Regions from separate parts of the Homo sapiens genome. Here all the other regions are linked to region 4. Evidence: chromatin loops called from intact Hi-C (ENCODE). Cell type or tissue: heart left ventricle. All regions are shown on one strand. Links, peaks and the distances in the headings refer to the core of each region. The heading gives the core; the rest is flanking DNA. Region 1 overlaps CASQ2 (calsequestrin 2). Region 2 has its middle 29 kb from the start of VANGL1. Region 3 has its middle 95 kb from the start of VANGL1. Region 4 has its middle 3.4 kb from the start of CASQ2.

What was found. Hi-C counts contacts between places; a loop is a spot of excess contacts. Peaks named below come from ENCODE experiments on the same cell type or tissue, not always from the same donor. Only the 100,000 strongest peaks of a DNase experiment are listed, where the experiment ranks them.
Region 1: a loop joins it to region 4, with 5 times the contacts of the local background. A loop is called at or near these places in 81 of 110 quality-filtered maps.
Region 2: it touches region 4 in a loop (4-fold over the local background); 76 of 110 quality-filtered maps call a loop at or near these places.
Region 3: a loop joins it to region 4, with 6 times the contacts of the local background. A loop is called at or near these places in 9 of 110 quality-filtered maps.

The regions. Positions count from the first base shown.
Region 1 is chr1:115,714,633-115,720,312 of GRCh38, reverse strand. CASQ2 (calsequestrin 2) reads left to right here. Exons shown (of 11, transcript NM_001232.4): 8 at 2,419-2,473. Among named protein-coding and RNA genes, the nearest start is that of CASQ2, 51 kb to the left of the region's middle. In heart left ventricle, for the core only: a CTCF peak has its summit at 2,590 (motif pointing left); no DNase peak of the experiment used is centred there.
Region 2 is chr1:115,609,665-115,615,344 of GRCh38, reverse strand. No RefSeq gene overlaps it. Among named protein-coding and RNA genes, the nearest start is that of VANGL1, 29 kb to the left of the region's middle. In heart left ventricle, for the core only: no CTCF peak of the experiment used is centred there; no DNase peak of the experiment used is centred there.
Region 3 is chr1:115,543,968-115,549,647 of GRCh38, reverse strand. No RefSeq gene overlaps it. Among named protein-coding and RNA genes, the nearest start is that of VANGL1, 95 kb to the left of the region's middle. RefSeq lists an enhancer at 2,955-3,842. In heart left ventricle, for the core only: a CTCF peak has its summit at 3,316 (motif pointing left); no DNase peak of the experiment used is centred there.
Region 4 is chr1:115,769,314-115,774,993 of GRCh38, reverse strand. No RefSeq gene overlaps it. Among named protein-coding and RNA genes, the nearest start is that of CASQ2, 3.4 kb to the right of the region's middle. RefSeq lists an enhancer at 2,968-3,227. In heart left ventricle, for the core only: CTCF peaks have their summits at 2,745 and 2,946; no DNase peak of the experiment used is centred there; H3K4me3 peaks cover 325 bases; H3K27ac peaks cover 1,422 bases.

The DNA.
Region 1 (5,680 bases), core at 413-5,412, 55 kb after region 4:
GGACACAGCAGGAAGGCACTGCTTCTGAGCCAGAAAGCAGGCCTCGCGAGACACCAAATCTGCCGGCGCCTTGACTTCCCAGCCTCCATAACAGTGAGAAATAAATTTCTGTTGTTTATAAGCTACCCAGGTTTTGATATGTTGTTATAGCAGCCCGAATAAACCAAGACAGTGGGCTTTGGGGCCAGACAGAACTGGCTTGAATCCCCCTTCTGTCACTACTAGTTCTGTGGCCTTAGGTAAGACACTTTGATTCTTCAAGCATTCAATAAGAATAAGACTTTCTTATGAGATTTTGAGATAATGTACTTACAAAGTAAGTACAGAAAAAGTGGCAAATAGCAGATATTGTTGCCACTTTAATAACTGTTGTTATCTTAAGGCATAATCCCTTCTTTTAGTGAGCTTTCCATCTAGTTGAGGAGGGAAGATTCATGCAATTAAAAACAGAATTTCCAAGACAACCTAAAGACCAAATGAGAGATCTGGGTAGCAAAGGCTGTGGGATTCAGAGAAGCCCCGGGGGTTCTCAGCCCTGAAGTCAGCACAGCTATTCCTCCCCTGTGCAAGCTGGGTTCTCACTGAGTAACCCCAACTTGCCAGCTTGCCCATGGGTTCTGGCTCTGTGAGTTTATTACTTGAAAATGCCTGGCACCTAGCGCTGGCCTGCTTCCTTGTGGATGTGGAATACAGGTCTGCATGCTGAATCTTTGTGACGCACACAGTGACAGGCTCTTTCCCTTGGTGACAGTGCTCCCTCCAGGGACCATCTTGGGTCTGGGGAGTGACAGCCGTATTATGAGCAGCCTTCTAGAAAACAAATATGGATTCTTAATTCTAAAGCCAATTCCAAATGCGTTCTAGCAGGGCACACAGAAATGAAGCCTGCTTCACAGAATTAACAGCGCTCACTCCCATCTGATGGCAGGAGACAGAGACACAGGCTAGCCTAATGAGAACTGATCGGGATATTCTGTCTGGCGATAATAGCAAATGTAAAACAGTGAAACCTCAGACTCCCCTTCTGGTTGCTGTCGATTTGTGTAATAAGCCGGCACACACAGGCACACACATGCGTATCTGTAAAATTAAATTCTCCAGAGAATCTGACCAAGGCAGTGCCCACTGTCTTGTTTTTAATAATAATATTTTCCATTTAATCTTTCTTAGAATTTGTGGAGGCTTTGTCCATTCCAAACTCAAAGGAAAAAAATTAGCATTTAGATAGGATTGCGCCAGCATTAAAATCAATTGAAATGGAAACAGAGATCATGGGAAGGTTGAGACGCCTGGAGGTTTTTCCATAGGATGATTCTGATATGATGTTCAGGGTGCCCAAAGCATACCTCTCCCCATGTCTCATCATCACTATGCACTCGGCCTTGTCCCCAGGTGCCTCTTTCTCACACATATTCCTCCCCAAGTCTCCTGAGAATCACATTTGTGATAGCAGAGCCCCTTCCAAGCTCTAGCTCCTCTTTCTCCAGGAATAATCATTGCAAAGGAGACACAAGGCATAGGGTCCTTGCTGCCCAGGGTGTAGAGACATGAAATGCGCCTTGTTTGCCCCATAGACTTAAAATACTCTCTCTAGGTTCTTCTTCCTGCCCCTGCCCCCACAGCCATACACCACTTTTCTCAATCGCACACCCTCAACCTTCCTTACGCTCAAATTCCAGACAATTCCTGCAGCCTCAGAAATGCACTGGAGGCCTATACTGACTGGGCAAGGACTTCAAGGAAGTCACCTAGAGGCCACTTCTAGCAGTGTCCCCTACACACTACATGGGTTCTGTAGGCAGGGTCCTAACAGGGAAGCACAACCCTTGTCTGTGATTCTTGTGTGAACAACACCAGCCCACATCCTAATTGACCTCAATGATTCCTGTCTGCCATCCATTTGGATATAGTTTCAGGATCTGTCCACAGCATTCAGAAGCCTCCATAATCTGGTGTATCACTGACTCTATCTGCCAGTGGTAAATTCTTGAAACAGAGACTGACAGCTGCTTTTACTGAGCTGCCTCCAGAGCCATTGTTGCTCTCAGATCTCCTGATAAACCAGACTCATGTTCTTTCTCATTTTGCCTTTTACTGCTGCACTCCTGGAACCACCAGACCACAGGAGTGAGGCTCATTTAGTGCTAATGTCTTGCGTGTGGTTGGTATTTTCCTGTCTTGCAAACTCATTTATCTGAGTCCCTGATCCAAACCCTATGCATTCCTGGCAGTTGCTCCTCAGCATTCCTTCCTTAATGTGAGCCCCGCTGTACTCCTCTGTGCTTCTGTGTTCATCCCCGCTTCCACACCTCTCCCTACCTCTCCTATTCCCATTCCAGCTTCTGAGTCCCTGTCCCTGGCTCAGTCCTTTGCATCCCTCCAGCTGGAAGTGTAACTTTTGTTACTTTTCTCATACAGGAAGATGATTTGAATGGGATCCACATTGTGGCCTTTGCAGAGAAGAGTGATCCAGGTAGGAAACCTTCAACCTGCTCTTTTACAGCTCTAGCAAGAACTGATTTCTCACCTTTGCCAGCCCTCACCTTTCTCTTCTCTCACATCCCATCCACAATGCAACTGCAAGATATTGGGCACCCCCTGGTGGTCGCCCATTAAGTATGAGTTCGTTTTCAATTGTGCACACGGCTAAGAGAAGAAAAGGTGTGAACAAATCAGAATGTTATAGACTACCAGGTTCCTACAGCGCTGCACAGCAATGGACCAACACACTGAGTCAGTGGGATTTGCAGCAGAGAAAGAGTTTAATAATCGCAAGGCTGCCAAATGGGTAAGAGGAGGGATTCTCAGGCCACAAATCCAATTCTTCAAGGGGTTCTGGGCAAGGGTTTTTAAGAGGATCATGGAAGGTGAGGGCCTGGAAAATTGGGGTCATTGATTGATCTGGGTAAGGGGATGAAATCGTGAGGATGTGGAAACTGCATTCTTCCATAAGTCAGCTCCTTGCTCAGCCTTTTAGACCAGCTGATGTCAGTAGTTTTATTGGTATGCAGAACCTAAAAGAGAAACTCAAATGGAAATCTTATTGTATTAGTCCATTCTCACATTGCTATGAAGAAATACCAGAGACAGGGTAATTTATAAAGAAAAGAGCTTCTATTGGCTCAAAGTTCTTCAGGTTGTACAGGAAACAGGGCAGTATCTGCTTCTGGGGAGGCTTCAGGGAGCTTTTACTCATGGCAGAAGGCAAAGCGGGAGCAGACATCTCACATGGCAGGAGCAGGACCAAGGTGGTGGGGAGGTGCCACACACTTTTATATAACCAGATCTTGTGAGAACTCATACCAAGTGGGGAATGGTGTTAAATCATAAGAAACCACCCCCACGATCCAATCATCTCCCACCAGGCCCCACCTCCAGCATTGGGGATTACATTTCAACAGGAGATTTGGGTAGGGGACACAGATCCAAACCATATCACTTTTAATCTCACCATGTCTTAAATTTTGTCTATAGAACAGAGAAGGGACAACAAGTCTTGTGACAAGGGCTACATTATCCTGGGGTAGTACACAGTGAAGAGAAGTGGGCCAGAGGGCAAGCCAGCTTCACGATTGCTGCCGATGGTGTGGGAAGCCTAGCGGGATTTTATTTTTTTCTCCAGTTGATTTTATAAAGTGTTTTTGGAGATGCTTTCAAGAACCTCAAACATTCTGCTTTGCTGCCCAAACATAGAAAGGTACACTGGGCACTGGGGGAGATATTAAAACATACCAGCTTTACAGGGTGTGTGTGTGCTTGTGTGTGTGTGCACGTGTGAACTTCTGTTCACATTAAAAGTTTATTTACCTATTTTGCCATCTAGCCTATATCAACCACAATTCTACCTGAAAATAGGATAAATGTATACTTTAATCCATAAAATATTGTCTGTGCTTAGGAAATGAAGTAGGAAACATTCCCCTAAATAATGAGACCTGGGGAAAATGAGCAGCTTATTTTGAAAGTGCAAGATGACCCTGTAAATGGATGGGTAACTTTGTTTTTGGAACTTGGACAACTTTTCTCTGGTTTCACTCTTTTCAACACCAGTGGAGAGTGAAGTGCAGGAAAATTGATTTTGCAGGTAGCAATTCCCTATGGCAGTGCTCTGTGAGACAGAGAGTCCCCAAGAGAAAGTGGAAGCACAGATTCTGAAGTGCATTTTGGAAACCCTGGGACAACCCAGAATGTAACCAGAGAAGTCAAGGGAATGTAGACTTTCATGGTATTTGCTGGGGACCTCAGTCTCTTGTATACTCATAGGGAGAGATCTAGAGATGGTTCCACTAGACAGATCAGGAAACAGCGGTTTGGAGAAGTTAAACAAACTGCCCAAGAGAACACAGTTAGTGGCAGATCATGAAGGGTGAACAGATCGCCTTTTTCATCAATATATAGCTGATTCTTGCACAATGTCTTGACTCGTGGTAGGCGCCCAATAAATATTTGTCTGGCAGATGATTAGAGAGTTAGATGACCAACCAAGACAGAGCCCCAAAATCTTCACTGGCAGACCAGCTTTTCCTTCCCTTTTTTGGCAATACACTAATAGCCTCCATAGTTTCTTACAGAGTGAAACCCACATTTTTTATCATATAATTTATAAAATCAAGATATAATCCATATACCATAATAGTAACCCTTTTAAAGTGAAGATTCCAGTGGTTTTTAGGACATTCACAAAGTTGTGCAAACATAATCAGTATCTAATTCTAGAACATTTTGATAAATAGCCATTAGCAGTCACTCCCATTTCTCTCTCACCCACCTCTGCAAGCAGGAATTACCTACTATCTCTAAAATTTGCCTATTCTGGACATTTCATATAAATGGAATCATTTAATATGTAGCCTTTTGTGTGTGGCATCTTTCACTTAGCATGATGTTTTCAAGGTGTCCCAATGACATTGCACATATCATTCCTTTTAAGGGCCGAATAATATTCCATTGTATCAAAACCAAATTTATGTTCTGAATTATCTGAGCACTCTCTTGTCTTTTTCACTTTTCAACATGATCTAGCCCTTGTCTCCACCTCTCAAGAAAAAGCTAGTGTGGTTTCAGTGGGTTTTCCACAGGTTCCGGCCACCACTCTTCCCTGGAGGAGCAAATAGCAAAGGAAGCCAATTGCCTAAGGTTTACAAGCTATAATCAAACAGAATCGGATCCCTGGTGTTATGTGAACAGAGATGCAGTTGCCATAGGCAGCAGCCTGCTGGCCAGACTCCAGAGGGCTCCTTCCCCACCTCACCTGCCACCTTCCAGGATTGTGGGGAAGCCTGTCTGGCTCTTTGGAACAATAGAACAAAGAGGCCTCCCTGAAGTTGTAAGAACCTGTTTGACCGAGATTGCTGCTGTAATGAATCAAGCTCCAGAAACTACTTCCACCTCCTCCCTGCACAAATATCCCTGGGCCTGAAGCTGTGCCTTTCCCCAAAAGAGCCCAAGCTGGGGCTTGTACTGGGAAGCTGTAAGCATGCACTGAGGTGAGGGCAGGGGGATAGGGAGGAGCTCTAGAAGCATCTTCTGTGAGCAAGGGCCTTGCCACTCAGGGTTGGGAAAGGGAAAGACTTGTCTGTGAAAGTCCCTGACTCTGAATTTGTGGTTAATCAGTGATTTACCTGCAGAGCACTGATGTGTAACCTGGGGCAATGGGCCTGACTGCAGGACTAGGAATGTC
Region 2 (5,680 bases), core at 453-5,452, 160 kb after region 4:
CAAGTCACCCGGTGAGTATGCTGTAGAGAGGAGCTCAAATCCAGGTGTTCTGAGTACAGATCCAGGGTTCTACTCATTACCTAGGTGACCACTGATGTTGTACAGGAGAGGAATGCTCCTCCAGTATGACTGTATGAAAAGGGGCATGGTGAGGCACCCTGTGCTGCAGATGGAGTGAGCAGAGAGAGGATGGAGGCACCTATGTGATACGGCTTGAAGGTTTGGGGAAGGTCTACTGCTGAATGTATGAAATTCCACCATCAAGGATTCAACACTACCATATTCTCCATACTATCTTTTAAAATGCAAACACTGTCTGGGCATGGTGGCTAACACCTGTAATCCCAGCACTTTGGGAGATCGAGGCAGGAAGATTACTTGAGCCTAGGAGTTTGAGACCAGCCTAGGCAACATAGTGAGATCCCATCCCTACCAAAAATAAAAATTACCTGGTGTAGTGGTGCGTGCATGTAGTCCTAGGTACTTGGGAGGCTGAGGCAGGAGGATGGCTTGAGTCCAGAAGGTTGAGGCTGCAGTGAGCTGTGACCAGGCCAGTGCACTCCAGCCTGGGTAACAAAAGAAAAGAAAGTAAAAATAAATAAAATGCAAATATTTTTAGGAAGAATAATGTGTTTTATTCCGTTGGTTTGGCTTTATATTACAATAAATAATAGAATAATTCCTGCAATGCCTTCTTCTATTTTAAAAAATGGATAAACAATTGAATCAGAACTGATTTCAAATCCTGACTCTACCAGTTATCAGCAATGAGCACTGTGAACCTTTTATTTGTAGTTTTGAATCGTTCTGATTATTCACTTCCTCATCAGAAAAATGTGATATTCATCTTACAAATTTGTTGTGAGGGTGAAATAAAATAATGAACATAAAATGCTTCCCACAGTGTCTGCCACAGAATCACTCCTTTGTTCATTCACCAGATGTTTATTGCGCATCTAGTAAGTGCCAGGTGCTGTTCTACATGCTGGGAAATGTTCAGCAGTAAACAAAGCAAATTCCCTGCCATCATGGCGTTCATGTTCTAGAGCAAAGTGATAGAAAATAAATAAGTAAGCCAACAAGTAAATATAAAATGTGTCAGATGGTGAATGGTTTGGAGAACAATAAAGCAAAGGGAAAGGGAGTGAGGGGAAGATGGGCCACTATTACAATGTTCTATGGGGCGTCAAGAAGACCTCTTCCATGAGATGAGGTTGGAGCGGAGCCTGAAGGAAGCAAGGGGGTGAGCCTTAGACATCTGGGGAGAGAGTTGCAGAAGAGGGAAGACTCACACAAAGGTCTTGAGTCTGTACCTTGCTTGGCAAGTTTGAGGAACAGCATGAAGGTCAGGGCAGTGGAGCAGAGTGAGTGAGTGGGGAGTGGTAGGAGATGAGGTGGAGGCTGAGGGTGGGAGGCAGCCCCAGAGGATGCTATGTGTCATGCAGGACTTGTAGGCCATGGTAAGAACCACAGCTTTTGCCTGACACGGGAGCCACAGAAGCATTATGAGAGGGGAGAGACCTGGTCCTCCTTCCACCCCAGGTGCTATGTGGGGTATTGACTGCAGGGAGCGGGGAGATGCAAGGAAGCGGGGAGAAGCAGGGAGCGGGAAGAAGCAAGAAAGCCATTTAGGAAGCGATTGCAATATAAGGAAAGGATGCTGTGGCCTCTGTCATAACAGATCAGGCTCCACATAGAAAGTGGAGCTGAAGGATATGCTGACGGCTAGAAAATGGTGTGTGAGAGAAAGACAAGGATGATTAAGTTGTTTGGCTTGAGAGGCTGGAAGGAGAGACTTGCCATTTACTGAAATAAGGAAGACTATGGGAGGAGCAAGTTTGGAGAGGAGAAGAGATTCGGGTTAGTTTTAGGCATGTGAGGTTTGATACCCAAGAGGAACAGTCAAGTAGACAGATGGATATGTAAGTCTGGCATGCAGGGGAGAGGTCTGGAAATAAAAAATAGACACAGTGAGGCAGGGCAGTATCTGGGGGACCGTTCATTCTTTTTCACATGTAGGTATGGTTTTAGGAGCGGGTAGAGAAGATCCTAGAAATGAAATGCCAGGCTCTAAATAGGCTCCAGCTTTTCACATCAGGCTCCACCCCTTCCTACTGTGCCCTTTTGCAGGTGATTCTCCTATTTTGAGTTCATTTTCCTGTCCACAGAGAAGGGGTTGGACAAGAAAACCTAAGGTCTGGCACACTATGGCTTTGTGGATATCTTATGAAGATTAGATACATTTAGAAGAAGTAGCGCCTCAAACTAGCAATTATTTGTGTGGGTTCATCTCTTAAGCATCTACCTAAGGAAGCAGGGGAAAGATCCTAAGGGTTAGAACTCACAAAGGCAAGCATTAAAGAGGAGGGGTGAGCGCACACCTGGAAGGACATGGGACATGCTCTTCAGAGTGGAGGGGAGAAGAAGGTGGGCTTTATAGAGCTGCCCAGGGCTGCTCTGAAAGTCAATATCCCAGCCTTGCCCTGTAGGGGCCTGGCTGTCCCAGCAACTCTAGAACCTGTTCATTTTGTAGCTCAAACCCAAAAGCTCCATCTTCCTAAGAGAATTCCCTGCCTTTCCTAAAGGGACTGTCTCCCTACCTGAAAGCCCATCACACCTTCAACTAGGGGCTGCTAGAGTGTCTTCGTCCATTTTTTGTTGCTTTTAACAGAACACTTGAAACTGGGTAATTTATAAAGAAAAGGAATTTATTTCTTACATTTCTGGAGGCTGGGAAGTCCAAGGGCATGACCTGGCATCTGATAAGGGACTCTTTAGAGTCTAGAGGTGGTGCAGAGTATTACATGGCAAGAGATCTCTCTTCTACTTTTTATAAAGCCGCCAGTCCCACTCCTATGATAACTCATTAATTCATTAACTCTTTAATCCATTAATCAGTGAATAGACTAATCCATTCATGAGAGCAGAGCCCTCATGACCCAGTCATCTCTCAAAATTCCCACCTTCCAATATGGTACATTGGTGATTGAGTTTGCAGTACATGGAATTTGGGGAACACACTCAAAGCATAATAGGGAGGGATTCAGTTATAGGGGAGTGTATTGTAGACAGTGGAGACTGAAGCCTAGACATCCGGACAGACCAGCAAGACAGCAGTAGGATGAGGTTGTTAACTGGGCCTGTGCAGGCTCATCCCTGGTGGCCAAGTTTTGGGTCCATGTAAGAATACATATTCTCAGCCTCCCAAAAGGCAGACGGGAAGGTGGAGGAACGAGGAAGAAATGGAGCCAGGAGGAGGGTATCAGTGACTGCACCTCAGATGAACAGGGAAGGGAGAAGTGAAGAATTTGTTGCTAACCTACATGATGTGCCAACATAATTTATGAGGTGTACGTGTTCATGCATGAGTTTCAACCATGGCTAACTGAAATGAAAGAGCTTTGTTCCCAAAAGATTCATTTATGACAATGTTACACTACCCTAGCCGTCCTTGGCTGACCATAAAAGGACTTGTTTTTGAACCAAGAGTCAAATTTTAGAAATAAAAAAGCCTGCCATGGAGGCTTGTTCATCTAAATGGGAAGAAGCACTCTAAAGGGGTGTGCTGGCATGGGATTTTCCTTTAGGTGTTTGGTGCACAAGAGAGGTTAGACACTACGAATTGGGGATGTGTAAACTTGCCAGCCCATGGCTATGAATGAGGCCTCATTAGCTTACATGATCACCCCATCTGGGTGCATCAGCACGGCATTGTAGAAACATGACATTGTAGAAAAAGTGAGCAATAAGACAGGTAGGCAAGTAATAGAGAGACAGGGCGCAGATACTGCATCTGTCACACCAGGCAGTAAAATTGCCATCTTTTTAACCTGCATCTTGGATTGGATCACTCTGCGGAGATTGCGATTTTTTTCCCTAGCTTAGGGGAGTGATTTATAACCCTGGATGGGTACACAAATAAGTATAGAGATAATGAAAAAGTGGATGTGGATTTCTTCTGAGTGGGCTGCATTATATGGGATTTGTAATAAGTTTCGAAATCGTTAAAATTTCATTGCTCTGCTTTGTATATGCTTTGTTTGCTTTCCTGTTTTCATAATGTTTGAAATGGGTAAGAGAATCTGATTTACCACATTACAAGATTGATTTATTAATTTGCAAAAATAGCGTAATTGCTGAGAATAATTTTGCTCGTTAAGTCTGCCACAACAGGGGTTTCATTTGCCTGGAAAAATCTGATATGTTAAATTTGTGGTTGTGGTTGTAGTTGTAAATGTCTAAGAAAATATGATTTTTTTTAAGAAGTGAAGTCAGTGTTTAAGAAGGATTTAAACCATTAAATTTAAGTTAGTTGAACACTGATCAAAGAGCCAGTATCAATGATTTTAAAATTATTTTTATTGATAAATCTGCAAATAGAACAAGAAAATTTGTAGGTTTAACTTAAGGGTTTAAGATAATCTAGGTTTTAAAATAAAAACTTTAATATATTGCATATTACCCTTTAAAAATGAACTAAAATTGGTATTTTCCAGGTACAAAAGCCTTTTTTCTCTGTATGAAAAAAAGAAAAGAAAAAAATTATAACTGCATCTTATTGGCCTTTTGTAGAGTTGCTCTAGGTCCTGCCCAACACTGGTTGTTATTGCTGTTATTAATTTCCGCCAACCATATGAGTCAAAAATGACATTTCTTTATTGCTTATTACATTGCTATGACTACAGTGAGGTTGAACAACTTTTCATTTTAAACTGGACATTTCCAGTCATCTCAGAATTTGTGCTGAAGCCTCAAAACTAAAAACAGTAGATGATAAATACTACCTCATTCTAAAGAGAGGCACTGGGCCCATCTTAGGGTTTGCTGAGGGGTGGCCGAGATGATCCAGATTCCCCACCCACCTCAGGACTGTAAAGAGAAAGTAGTGAGTCCTTGAGGAAGGAAGGAGACCCTAAAAGGGAACCAATAGGAGTAGAGAACACTAGAGTTTCTCCTCCTCTCGCCAATGTGGTGGGGTTCCCTTGCTCTCAAGTTAAATTTGAGCAGCCCAAAGAATGCCAATCTTAGACATAAGGGAAGTATTTTTCTGCAAAGAGAGGTGGCTGACATTTTGCTGCCCTGGCTGGCTGTTTACTGAGGGATGGAGAGGTAGGAAAGATTCCGTGCATGCCACTGGGAGACACAGGGCTCCACTGAAAATGAAGCTTTATAACCACTATCTCATTTTGGGATCCTCGTGTCAGTGGAGCAGCAGGCAAAGAAAGAAGTTGCAGTATTGGTAGGGGTGGTTGGCCCTAGCTACCGTGAAGAGATAGGGTTTCTGCTACACAATAGAAGTGCATCTGGAACCCAGGAATATCCTTTTTATGGCCCAGCAAGCACCCCTCAGAGATTAAGGTCTGAAGCACCACACCAGGCAGGCAAACTAGACCCATTGAGGTGCCAGCTGAGGAAAAGGGACATCTGGGGGTGGTGGGGGTGGGGGCAGGATGAATATAAGTTATAGCTTGGGCACCAGTTGCAGCAGTGCACATTCTAGTTTATTTGCTACATCTGTGTGTTAAGTCTGGCTGCTGAAGGCTCTGTAACAGCTTGGACATACTGTTAGGCAGGAATCTGAAACACAAAGGGTAGTTCGTTGGGCCAGGCATGGTGGCTCATGCCTGTATAATCCCAACACTTTGGAAGGCTGAGGCAGGAGGATCGCTTGAGGTCAAGA
Region 3 (5,680 bases), core at 409-5,408, 230 kb after region 4:
AGACTAGAGGGGAAAGAGACCTCCCAGTAACTCTTTGAGGGAAAGGCAGCTCTACTCCAAGGTAACAGTGAAGAAATGTTTGTTCTGACTTCTGGATACCTAGTATACCCATGGTTGACAACAAGTTAGGTCTTTCTGGAAATGGACTACAAGTTTGTATTTTCCACCATGATGGGTTGTATCAGTAGGACACTCCTGCCCTCTAATTGGACTGAACAGCTCAGAGTGTCCTATACACACTCCAGGCCCCCCTCCTTCTGTGTCTCTACCCATGCTGCTCCCTTTTTCAGGCCTCTTTCACACACTGCTGTGCTCTGTCAATCCAAGCCAGCTTCAGAAGCCAGCTCAAGTGCCAGCTGATGCCAGCTGATGGATCACTGTCATAGCCCAGGGGTCGAATTTAGTATGAAAGTGAACAAAGTGTGTGGCAGTAGGCTGGGAGTGGGAGAAGTGGTCTGTTACATATTTTGAAAGATTTAACAACCAAATGCATCTTTGATTGGATCCCCATTTCTAAAAATGTTACAATATATATTCTGGAAATAATTGGGGAAGTATTAACATGAACTAGATAATAAATGATATTAAGGAACTATTAATTTGGTTACTGCATAATATTGCTGTAATTATATAAACAATGACAACTTTTAGAGATGCTTGGTGAAGTATTTGGGAATGAAGAACCAATATGTCTGTAATAGTTTAGCAAATAGATATGTGTGTGTGTGTGTACATGTGTACATATTATACATACATATATATGCATTCATGTTATAGTATGCCAGAGTGCTGATAATTGGAACTAGCTAGTAGATTCTTCATTATGCCATTCTTTTTACTTTTCTGTATGTTTAAAAATTTTTATAATAAAATTTTAAAATAAAGGAGTAAAGAAGTGACACAAGACTTCTTGGCTAGGTAGAGTCAAGAAACTAGGACTAGGATGGCCTGAGTCCTGCCATCATGCCAACAGAGTGGTTCTTGAGCTTGGGTGCAGGCCCCTCACCTGTGGCGATGCTATTTCTCTTCTTAATGGCGAGAAGAGAAAATGAAAGAGGACATCTTCATTTTTTTTCACTTCGGAAATTCATTTAATATTTGATAAAAGCTTACTCTGTTCCAAATACATCCACACATACTCACTTATTTAATTCTCACAATAATTTTGTGAAGTGATTTTTGTTCTTGCTATTCCCATTTCATAAGTGAAGACAATGAAGCCCTGAATTTCAGTGATTTTCTTTATATCACAGAACTAGTACATGGCAGAGTGAGATTCGATCCCGGTTCTGCAGACTCCAAGTCTTGGATCATCCTAAGCCCCTGCATTGTCCTTTCTGAAATTATAAAGATCAAAGCCCTCAGGCCAGAGCCGTAAGCCTGTGGAGCTGGTCCTTGACTGGATTCATGGGAAAAGCCCCTACTTGGGCCATCCCAAGCATCCTTTGGGTATGATACTTTGCAACAATAGACCATCAGACCTATCTGGAGGACCACAGTGTTTCCTTGCTTCATCACAGCATCTCCTGAAATTGAGAGTTTGCCAACCGCAATGTATAAAAATGTTTGATGAACCCCTGTCTAGCCACTGGGTCAGCATGTACCACACAGGGACTCCTCTGATTGCACCAAGGAGGAAGTGCTATCAGCGATTTCCAAAAGCAGCAAGGAAATCCATCTGCAGTTGGTAGTCAGGTTCTCATAAAAGAGTGATTTCTGAATATGAGCAGATAACAGACACCTGACCACATAAAGGGGGAAACAGACTTTTAGGCAGACGTTGAGTTGCGACGTTGGGGAATGATGACTGATTAGTGAACCACAGAGTGGGACATGCTTGGCTCCTCAACTGAAGCAAAGAGGAGCCGTGAGGCTGGAAGGTGAACCAAAGAAGGCGGGAGGCATGAAGTGTCAGGATCTATGAACATCTGGGGATGCTTAATAGAGAGGAAATGTAGACCTCCCACACGGTAGCACTTTTATGAGCTCTGATTATACACTAGGGTACAGAAAAAAATAACAGAAACTAGCACACTGGTAAATAAGAAATCTTCTTGATCTGTAAAACATGCTGCTTTCTCAAATCTTTCCCCTTCACACAACATATTTCAGAGGCAAATGATGCTGAGTGTATCAATGTGACAGGAAGGAAGCTAAGTGGGTATCTAGACATTGACATCTCCTGAAGGGCCAAGGCAGATGGCAATGCCCCAGCCAGCTTAGTGTCCTGAGGCACTAAGGGGAGTGATGGCCCCAATGTTCCTTTGGGAAATCTGCAAAAATGTAATTCTGATCTTTCAGTCTCAGAACCAGCACATGAGTTGGGAGGGCAGGGTGGGAATGGAGGGTGAAAGATGAGGGGGAGAGGGAGCAGGGCCTCAGCTTACTCATCCACTCACTCTTCATTCATTCATTCATTCATTCAGTACAATGTGAAGGTGTGTATTCTGGAGTCAGGCACAACTTCATTAAGATCTAAGGCCTACAGCTTGAGAGCTCTATGAACTTGGGCAAGTTACTTAGTCTGTTTAGACCTCAGTTTCCTCCTGTGATAAAAGGAAGTCCCTGACTCATAGAAGTATAATGAGGACTAAAATTCACCGCCTAGTAACATAATAACACCACTGGGTCTGGCAGGTAATGGGTGACCAACCAACATATGCTACAATTGTTGCTGTGTCTTTCAATAACCAGGTGACCAGCTCTGTGCTAGTTGCTCAGTGCATGAAGACGGTGGACTTGGAGACACAATTTTACCCTCCACTTGTGGAATGACACCTTGCCAAACTTTTTTTCCAGGCCTATATTTTTCTTCCCTTCTATTTTTCTTCCCACTTTCCCATATACAGAAAAGTTCATGAATGAAACAGAGAAAAGAAGACCTATGGTCAGAGAAGAGATGAGAAAATAGAAAACTTCTAGCATTCTATTTGTACCTGGCACACAGTAGGCACTTGATGATTGAATAAATAATGTGCTCCCAGGGACCAAATTTTCAGGAGAATGAACACTTTTACCTAATTTTCTTGGTGTTTTCATTAAAATGAAGTCACTCATTTGGAATTCAGGGGTTGTAGACTGATGGCTAATGGATCAGTTCTGGCCTAGCAACATGTTTTGTTTGATCTGCAAAGTATTTTAAAAATGGGAAAATGTCACATAAAAACCCATGTTTCTGGCTTCTACTGGAAAATGAGAAAATCTGGCAACCCTGGGCCTGCATTCCCCCACAGGAATGGTCAGAGGGATTGAGGGAAAGGCTGCCCGCATTCCATGGGACTTTCCCTCCCTATGGCCTTGGGCACCACTGCCCTCTAGTGTATTACAGCCTCCTGTGGCTAGGGCACTTCCTCCTGCGTATGTATTCCAAGCAAGGCAGTTTCACTGGGTTGTTTTGGTCATCTTGTGAGGGATCGCAGGTGAGGAATGTGGAGCAGGGAGGCCTCCTGGCACAGCCCTTTCTCAGCCCCACACTCACTCCCAGCCCTGTGCTCCTTCCCGGGGGCCTCTCTGCTTGGGCTTTGAGCCTGGATGACTGACTGAGATTTCACTTTCCATCCAGATATGTTGGCCCCATGTCAACACCGCTGACACCACCCTTCCTTTATGATTACTCCCCTTCTGGGCAACAAGAAAATGATTGAATGACAATTATTGTGGCATCTGATACAGGGGTAATTTCCCTCTGGTTAGCAAACCACATGATGGAACATAACTGCAGATTCTTCGCATACCTTCACCATGACTGAGAGTGATCCCACAGCCACGGCTTTACTGATTCTGAGATCAGAGCATTCAAAGCGAAGACAGAGGGTGCATCACCCTCCCGTAGTGCTGTGGCCTTCAAGCTTGCCCTGTCTTTTTGTTATCAATGATCAGTAGTACACTTTTATTTATTTTTTTCTTAAATGAACTCCAAAGAGACCTGATGAAACTAGAGCTTACCTTGGTCCTATATCCTCGGATCCCAGGAGGCCCAGAGAGCCCAGAGAGCCCAGATGGAAAAACAGTTGCCTCGTCTCTTTTACAAAAGGGGGCCTGAAGAGGGAACGAGACTTCTCCAGGCTCACGGAGGGAGTGAGGGGCACGGGGCACTCAGAGCGGTCTCATTCCAGGTCTGACGCCTTTCGCCTGTGCCTGCTGTCCTGAGTGATAGTCCCAGAGTAGCACCAACAGCCGGACCTCTGGCCTGTGGCTCCTGTGGAGCAGATACAGGCTTCACTTTGCAACATTTGAGCCAGGTCCCTGTTTGGCTGAGTGACAGCACTTTGGCAACCATCACTCTGAATTTCTGGTTTCTGGGTCTGTCAAGCCTGCTTTCTGCTGTCTCCACGGGGCAAGCAGCCTCCTCAATGGCTCCCGGGGATCCTGCCGCCTTTGCATTCCCCTCCAACACTGTCCCAGGGTTGGTCTGTGTCCTCACACGGCAGAGAGAGGAAACAAGCTCTCTTGGGGAGATATTACTTCCACTCAAGCGGGCTGTGCCCTCATGACTTCATCTTATCCTAATCACCTCCCAGAGACCCTGCCTCCTGCTATCGTCACATTAAGGGGCAGGGTTTCAAAATGTGAATTTGGGGGGACACAAGCATTCAGACCATAACAGGCATCCTTAGGAAAAATTCGAAATACAAGCAAAAATTTAAATGTTTGTCTTCCTACAGCTAAAATATGATTCTGAGGACATTAAGGGAAAGTTGGAATTAATCTGTGTTGTTTACAAACATCAGAATTAACCAAACCATTGTGTGTATAAAATACCTGCCTCCCACCACACATACACATAACGTTTATCAGGGGTTTTTTTTTTTTTTTCCTTTTTAAAGAGCTGCATATGGAACCAAAGATAATTTGTTAAAATTGAGATACAATTCATATATCAGAAAATCACCATTTTATTTTATTTTAATTAATTTATTTTTGAGACAGAGTTTTGCCCTTGTTGCCCAGGCTGGAGTGCAATGGCACGATCTTGGCTCACTGCAACCTCTGCCTCCTGTGTTCAAGCAATTCTCCTGCCTCAGCCTCCCAAGTAGCTGGGATTACAGGCACCCGCCACCATGCCTGGCTAATTTTTTAATATATATATTTTTAGTAGAGACAGGGTTTCACCATGTTGGCCAGGCTGGTTTCAAACTCCTGACCTCAAGTGATCCGCCCACCTCACCCTCCCAAAGTGTTGGGATTCCAGGCGTAAGCCACCATGCCTGGCTGAAAATCACCATTTTAAAGTATCCACTTCAGTGATTTCTAGTGTCCTCATTATGTTGTGCAACCAACACTACTATCTACTTCTACAACGTTTTTATCATTCCAAACAGAAACCTCACCCTTGTGCCTCCTTCCCACCATTCCCTGGCAATCGCTACTCTACTTTCTGTCTCTGTGGATTTCCCTATTCTAGACATTTCATGTAAATGGAATCATACAATATGTGGCCATTATGTCTGGCCTCTTTCACTTAGCATAATGCTTTCAAGGTCCATTTGTGTCTTAGCATGTATCAGTACTTCATTCCTTTTTATTGCTGAATATTTCATTGTATGGACCGACCACATTTTGTTTATCCATGCATCATTACTGGACATTTGGGCTGTTTACATTTTTGTCTATTTTGAATAATGCTGCTATGAATATTTGTGTACACATTTTTGTGTGAACATATATTTTCAGCTGTCTT
Region 4 (5,680 bases), core at 367-5,366:
AGAGATGGGGTTTCACCATGTCGGCCAGGCTGGTCATGAACTTCTGACCTCGAGTGATCCGACTGCCTGAGCCTCCCAAAGTGCTAAGATTACAGGCATGAGCCACCACATCTGGCTGGGTGACCACTTTTTAACAAACATGTTAAAGCAATTCAGTAGAATTGGAGTCTTTTCAAGAAACAGTATAATATAGAACAATGGAATATGCCAAAACACCCCTACTTTGATTCATACTTATTCACATTATATTAACTAGATTGAATCACAGATTTTAATTTTAGCTTTATGTGTAAAAATGACACAAATTTCCATTAATGGGGAAAGAATAAACAAATTGTATATGTTGATACCATATAATTCTAGTTAGTGATAAAAATGAAAGACAATATAGGCAACATTACTGAATATCAAAATAGGTATGCTGAGTGAAAGAAGCCACATCAAAGAAAAAAAAAGAGAATAGGTAATGTATGATTCCATTTACATAAAACTATAGAAAATAAAAACTAATCTATAGTGACAAAAAAGATTGGAGGTTGCCTAAGGACTAGTGGGAGGAGGAGGGAAGGATGCATTATAAAAGGACTCAAGAAACTTGTAGGCAGTGGATATATTCAATATCTTGATTGTCGTGATAGTTTCATGCATGTATGCATATGCCCAAATGTATCAAATGTCACACTTTAAATATGTGCAATTCCCTGTATATCAATTATTTCTCAATTAAAAAAATTAAAAAAAGGAAAAACTTCAATCTTTATTTCTCATATATATTTGTTTCCTAAACCAATATGCCATTTAAACATTTGCTAACAAATCAACCTTTCTGTTGTCTATTTTAATTAAATTAAACAATGAATCATTTATAAACTGGCAAAGTATAATTTATCTTCATTCTGTATATAATGATTATTAAGAATGATATTAAAATGAATTTTATAAGAGTCTGTAATAATATGTCAACCTAGACATATTTGAAAATCATTTCTTTTTAAATATATTACACAAAAACGGCAACTTTAAAAAAACTCCTAAGGAGAGATATTGAGAGATGGTATATTAACATAAAAAAGAAAGGTCAAAAACGTAGGAGAATGTGGATCTAGATTATTTTAGAGGCCTTCAGAGGTGTTAGTGACCTGCCTCAAGAGACATATGTCCCAGCTCCCTCATGGAGTGAGGATCAAAGGAACCATAAATGTAAATGACCCTATCAACTGAACTGTGCCGAGCTGTTTTCTCATCTATTTGGTACAGGCAATGGGGCTAGGTGAAGGTACAGGTTACTTTGCAGATAAAACAGCTGAGGCTATAGGATAGGCAGCTTTTTGTCACTTTAGGAGTCGGTTTTCACTGTCACCCTCTATTAGTTCCCCATTGCTGCTGTAACAAATTATCACAGACTTAGCGGTTAAAACAACACAAATGTATTATCTTATAGTTATGGAGGTTAAAAGTCTAAAATGGGTTGTGGGGCTGCATTCCTCCTGGAGGCTTTCAGGGAAAATCCTCTCCTGGCCTTTTCTACCTCTTAGAGGCTGCCTACATGCTTTGGCTGCTGGCCTGTGTCATTCCAGCCTCTGCTTCCATCCTCCATCTCCTTCTCTCACTCTGACCCTCTTGCCTCTGTTTCACAAGCATCCACCAGGATAATCCAGGCTAATCTCTCCATCTCAAGATCCGTAATTTAATCACATCTGCAAAGACTCCTTGGTCATATTAGACAACACACACACACACACACACACACACACACACACACACACACACACACACACAGGTTCTGAGGATTATACTGGACATCCTGATGGGGGGTGGGGGAATGGGAAGGCACTATTCCGCCTACCATACCCTCCATTTGGACCCTTTGATATGACCTCCATATTAGGGTTTTTTTTTTCTGTTCTTTTACTGCTACCCCTGAGAACCCTGTATTTCCCCCCTAGTTCCAGGACAAAGTAGCCCTAAGCTTTCCATTTATCTGTTCTTGTCTACTGAATTAAATTTTTCCTTCCTTCTTTCCTTCCTTCCTTCCCCTGTCCTTCCTTCCTTCCTTCTCTCTCTCTGTCTCTCCTTCTCTTGTTGCTGCTGTTAAAATACCTGGCTTTTTTTTTTTTTTTTTGAGATGGAGTCTCACTCTCTTGCCCAGGCTGGAGTGCAGTGGTGCAATCTCGGCACACTGCAGTCTCAGCCTCCCAGGCTCAAGCGATTCTCCTGCCTTAGCCTCCGAGTAGCTGGGATTACAGGCAGGTGCTATTATGCCTGTCTTTTTGTATTTTAGTAGAGATTGGGTTTCGCTATGTTGGCTAGGCTGGTCTCAAACTCCTGACCTCAGGTGATCCTCCCGCCTCAACCTCTCAAAGTGCTGGGATTCCAGGCGTGAGCCACCGGGCCCGGACACAAAGTAATGCTACAGATTTATTTAATAAGCATTTAATGAGAACTACTACTTGCTATGAGGATGCTGTGAACAGATGCTGCCCCTGAAGCAATGAGGTTCAGCGGGGAGAGGGAGAAGGATCTCCCGTGAGAGGAGTGTTTCCAAGGAGAAGTATAGTGTGTAAGGGGAGTGAGTGTCCGCTCCTGGTCTACACTGAGGGCCTCCTTGAGTAGGTGACATTTGTCAAAACCTGGAATCATATCGGTGGAGCTTTGGGGCTCTTTTTCAGGATAGCATTGATCTCTTTCTGCTCGTTTCTGTTGAGGAGTTTCCTGGTGCAGAGGAGGCAGGAAGGCTCCAGGGACCACCTGTTAAAGTTGAGAGAAAAGGAGGGCCTTGGGGTTGCTAACAGGCTTGTTTAGATCTGGCCAGAGGATGCTGGAGGCTCATGGAGCACAGGGCTCTAGACCCGAGCATTTCTGCACTCTTTCTACCAGGCCAATAGGCTGTGCTTCCTTCCAGGAACGGGAGCAAAGAAATAGGCCATTTTCTGTTTTGTCCACTGGGTGGAGTATTTTAGCCAAAGAAGGGTCCTTTGGCAGCAGTGACATTGTAGGCGATCTTTGCCTTGGAGAAGAGGCAAGCTTGGACTCGTCCGGAGTCACGCCCATCAAAACCCTCCTCCGCAGCTAACACTCATCAGACTTCATCACACTGTGTGTTGGGCTGAGGCCTATCCTGGTAAAAGAAAATCTTATAACAGATTTTAACATCTTAGAGCCAGAAAGGGGGCCTTAGGAGCTTGGTGACTCTAACCCTCTTTCACAAATTGGAAGTGCTAGGGCCCGAGCCTCAGGGCTCCTGACCTAATCACACAGGCAGGCGGAACGCAGGTCTCCTGCCTTTCTGGGGGCGGTTCTTTCTCTGAGGCACCTCAGAGGCGCCCAAATGGAGACCTGCAGACCTTCGAAGGGAGGCGTGAGCACATACGTTTCTCTTTGTAGATAAAATGGTCTGAGAGAAAAATCATTCTGCCACCTGTCAAGAATAAACAAAGTAAATGAGCTAGGTTAGATTAAGGGACTGTAGTTGGCGGCCACTCACAGTGAAGGACTGGAAATGGTTAGCAAAACAAGGGGCCTACGGCATATATTGTGACAACAATAAACATTTATTTGTATTGATTTGTGTGTTTTGTTCTACCCCTTCTTGTTTAAAAACAAAACAAAAAGTACCTACTAATGGCACATAAAAATGCACACATTTCAGCACAACCACATAAACTAGAAGTACATGACACATTGGCTTGGGGCGCAGCTAAAGCTGGAACAAAACAGCTGATTTGCAGGATGTAAGGTTGACTCAGAAATGTGTGAAGCATTCTTTGTTTAAAAAATAAATGAATTGGCTGGACCTGGTGGCTCACACCTGTAATCCTAGCACTTTGGGAGGCTAAGGCAGGCGGATCACCCGAGATTGGGAGTTCAAGACCAGCCTGACCAACATGGAGAAACCTCGTATCTAATAAAAATACAAAATTAGCCAGGCGTGATGGCACGTGCCTGTAATCCCAGCTACTCGGGAGGCTGAGGCAGAAGAATGGCTTGAACCTGGGAGGCGGAGATTGTGGTGAGCCGAGATCGCGCCATTGCACTCCAGCCTGGGCGACAAGAGCGAAACTCCATCTCAAAAAAAAAAAAAAAAAAAAAAAATTAAAGTTGGTGAGCAATAAGACAGAGGAAAAACAAAAATAGGAAAATGAAAGGCAGACAGAAAATAAGCCTGGTACGTTAAATGTAAACTATGAAAACCTACCTTTTGCTGAGAGTGGGGCATGAATGTAGACCTCATATCTACCATGGATGCTTGGGGGAAACCTGATCACCACAGCATATGTCAGTGGCTGCATGTCCTCAGGGCTGGGCTGCCTGGCCCAAATCGAGTCCATGATCTAGGGGCAGGAACTTTCCACAGCTCGGGCTTTTTGTAGTAAACCAGAGTTGAAGGCTAAACTAAAGTTTAAAAAATTATTTCTTTTCCCTTATAGTTTTGTCAATTATAAGTCAGAAGGAAATTAAAAGACTCTGACTTTAAATAGCTTCCAATTTTTCAGTAACAGTTAAAAAAAACCTACTTACATATTAAGAAAAGTGGAGCAAATTCTAAATAAAGGTAACCCAGTGAGATCGAGACAACTGGGAACAGTCTGGGGAGGCTGACCTCAAAAAGACAAGACACACATTGTTTCACTCGGAAATCTTTTTCCCCTTAAATTTCCTAAAGAAAGCAGAGATCTTGCATGCTTGCCACTGACTTGGAAAGCTAAGTGCACCTTAGAATGGATATTCTTGGCTCCATCTTTTGAAAACTTAGAGACTACACCATTAGAAAGAACGGAATACCGTCAAGGGTTTTAGTGATGGGTTCTTCAAGGCCCCAACTTTCTGCACATGAGAGTGTAGCATCAAGACAACCCCTTATCAGCCTGACTCTCAGTGTAAGGCCGTCTGACTGCAGGGGAGCCTTGCTTTACTCAGAGAGGCCACGGATCTTCTCTTTGCCTTCTAGCCCCTGCAGAAGCTGTGCATGACAGAGTACTCTGTCTTTCCAAAGCTGATTTATAACTGAAGGAGAACAAAAACTTGGTCAGAATCATGAATGCCCTAGATGCCTTTGAAGAGTGGAGAGACATGACTGGACTAGGGTTGGACTGGAAGAGATGGTCAAGAAGGTACTTAAGAAAAGGGGTGTCTGCAAGGGAATCACCCAGAGTCAGAGGCAAAACAGCCAGGAGCAGCAGCTTTGAGGCAGGGTTGGATTCTTGCTCCGGCAGTTAGAAATGCTGCAAACTCAGACAAGTTGCTGTTAGCTCAGCGGTAGGATGAGCCCTGATCCCTTTTGCCCCAATTGCCTACTGGATTCAAGGAGAAAATGGACAAGAAAGGGTTCACAAACCATTCATATTAGAAACAGACAAATATCCATTATATAACCAATGTTCCACCAGCTCCAATGAGAAGTAAGTATAATAGCTACTATTTTTGAGCACCTATTTTGTGCCATGCTTTTTCATCTATGTGTTTGAAACTTTATGGTTATTATCAGCCCCACTTTACATAGAGGGGAACTGAGAATCAGAGAGGGCAAGTGACCCTCCAAAGTTCATTAGCTGTTAAAAGGCAGAGTAGGGATTTGAACTGTGAACCTTGTTTCATTTTAGTTTAATGAGGACAGGTTCTTCTGGTGTCAGCTGGGTTCAGCAGGGTGTCCCTGCACCCCTCGCCCAGTGGCTGGCAGAGG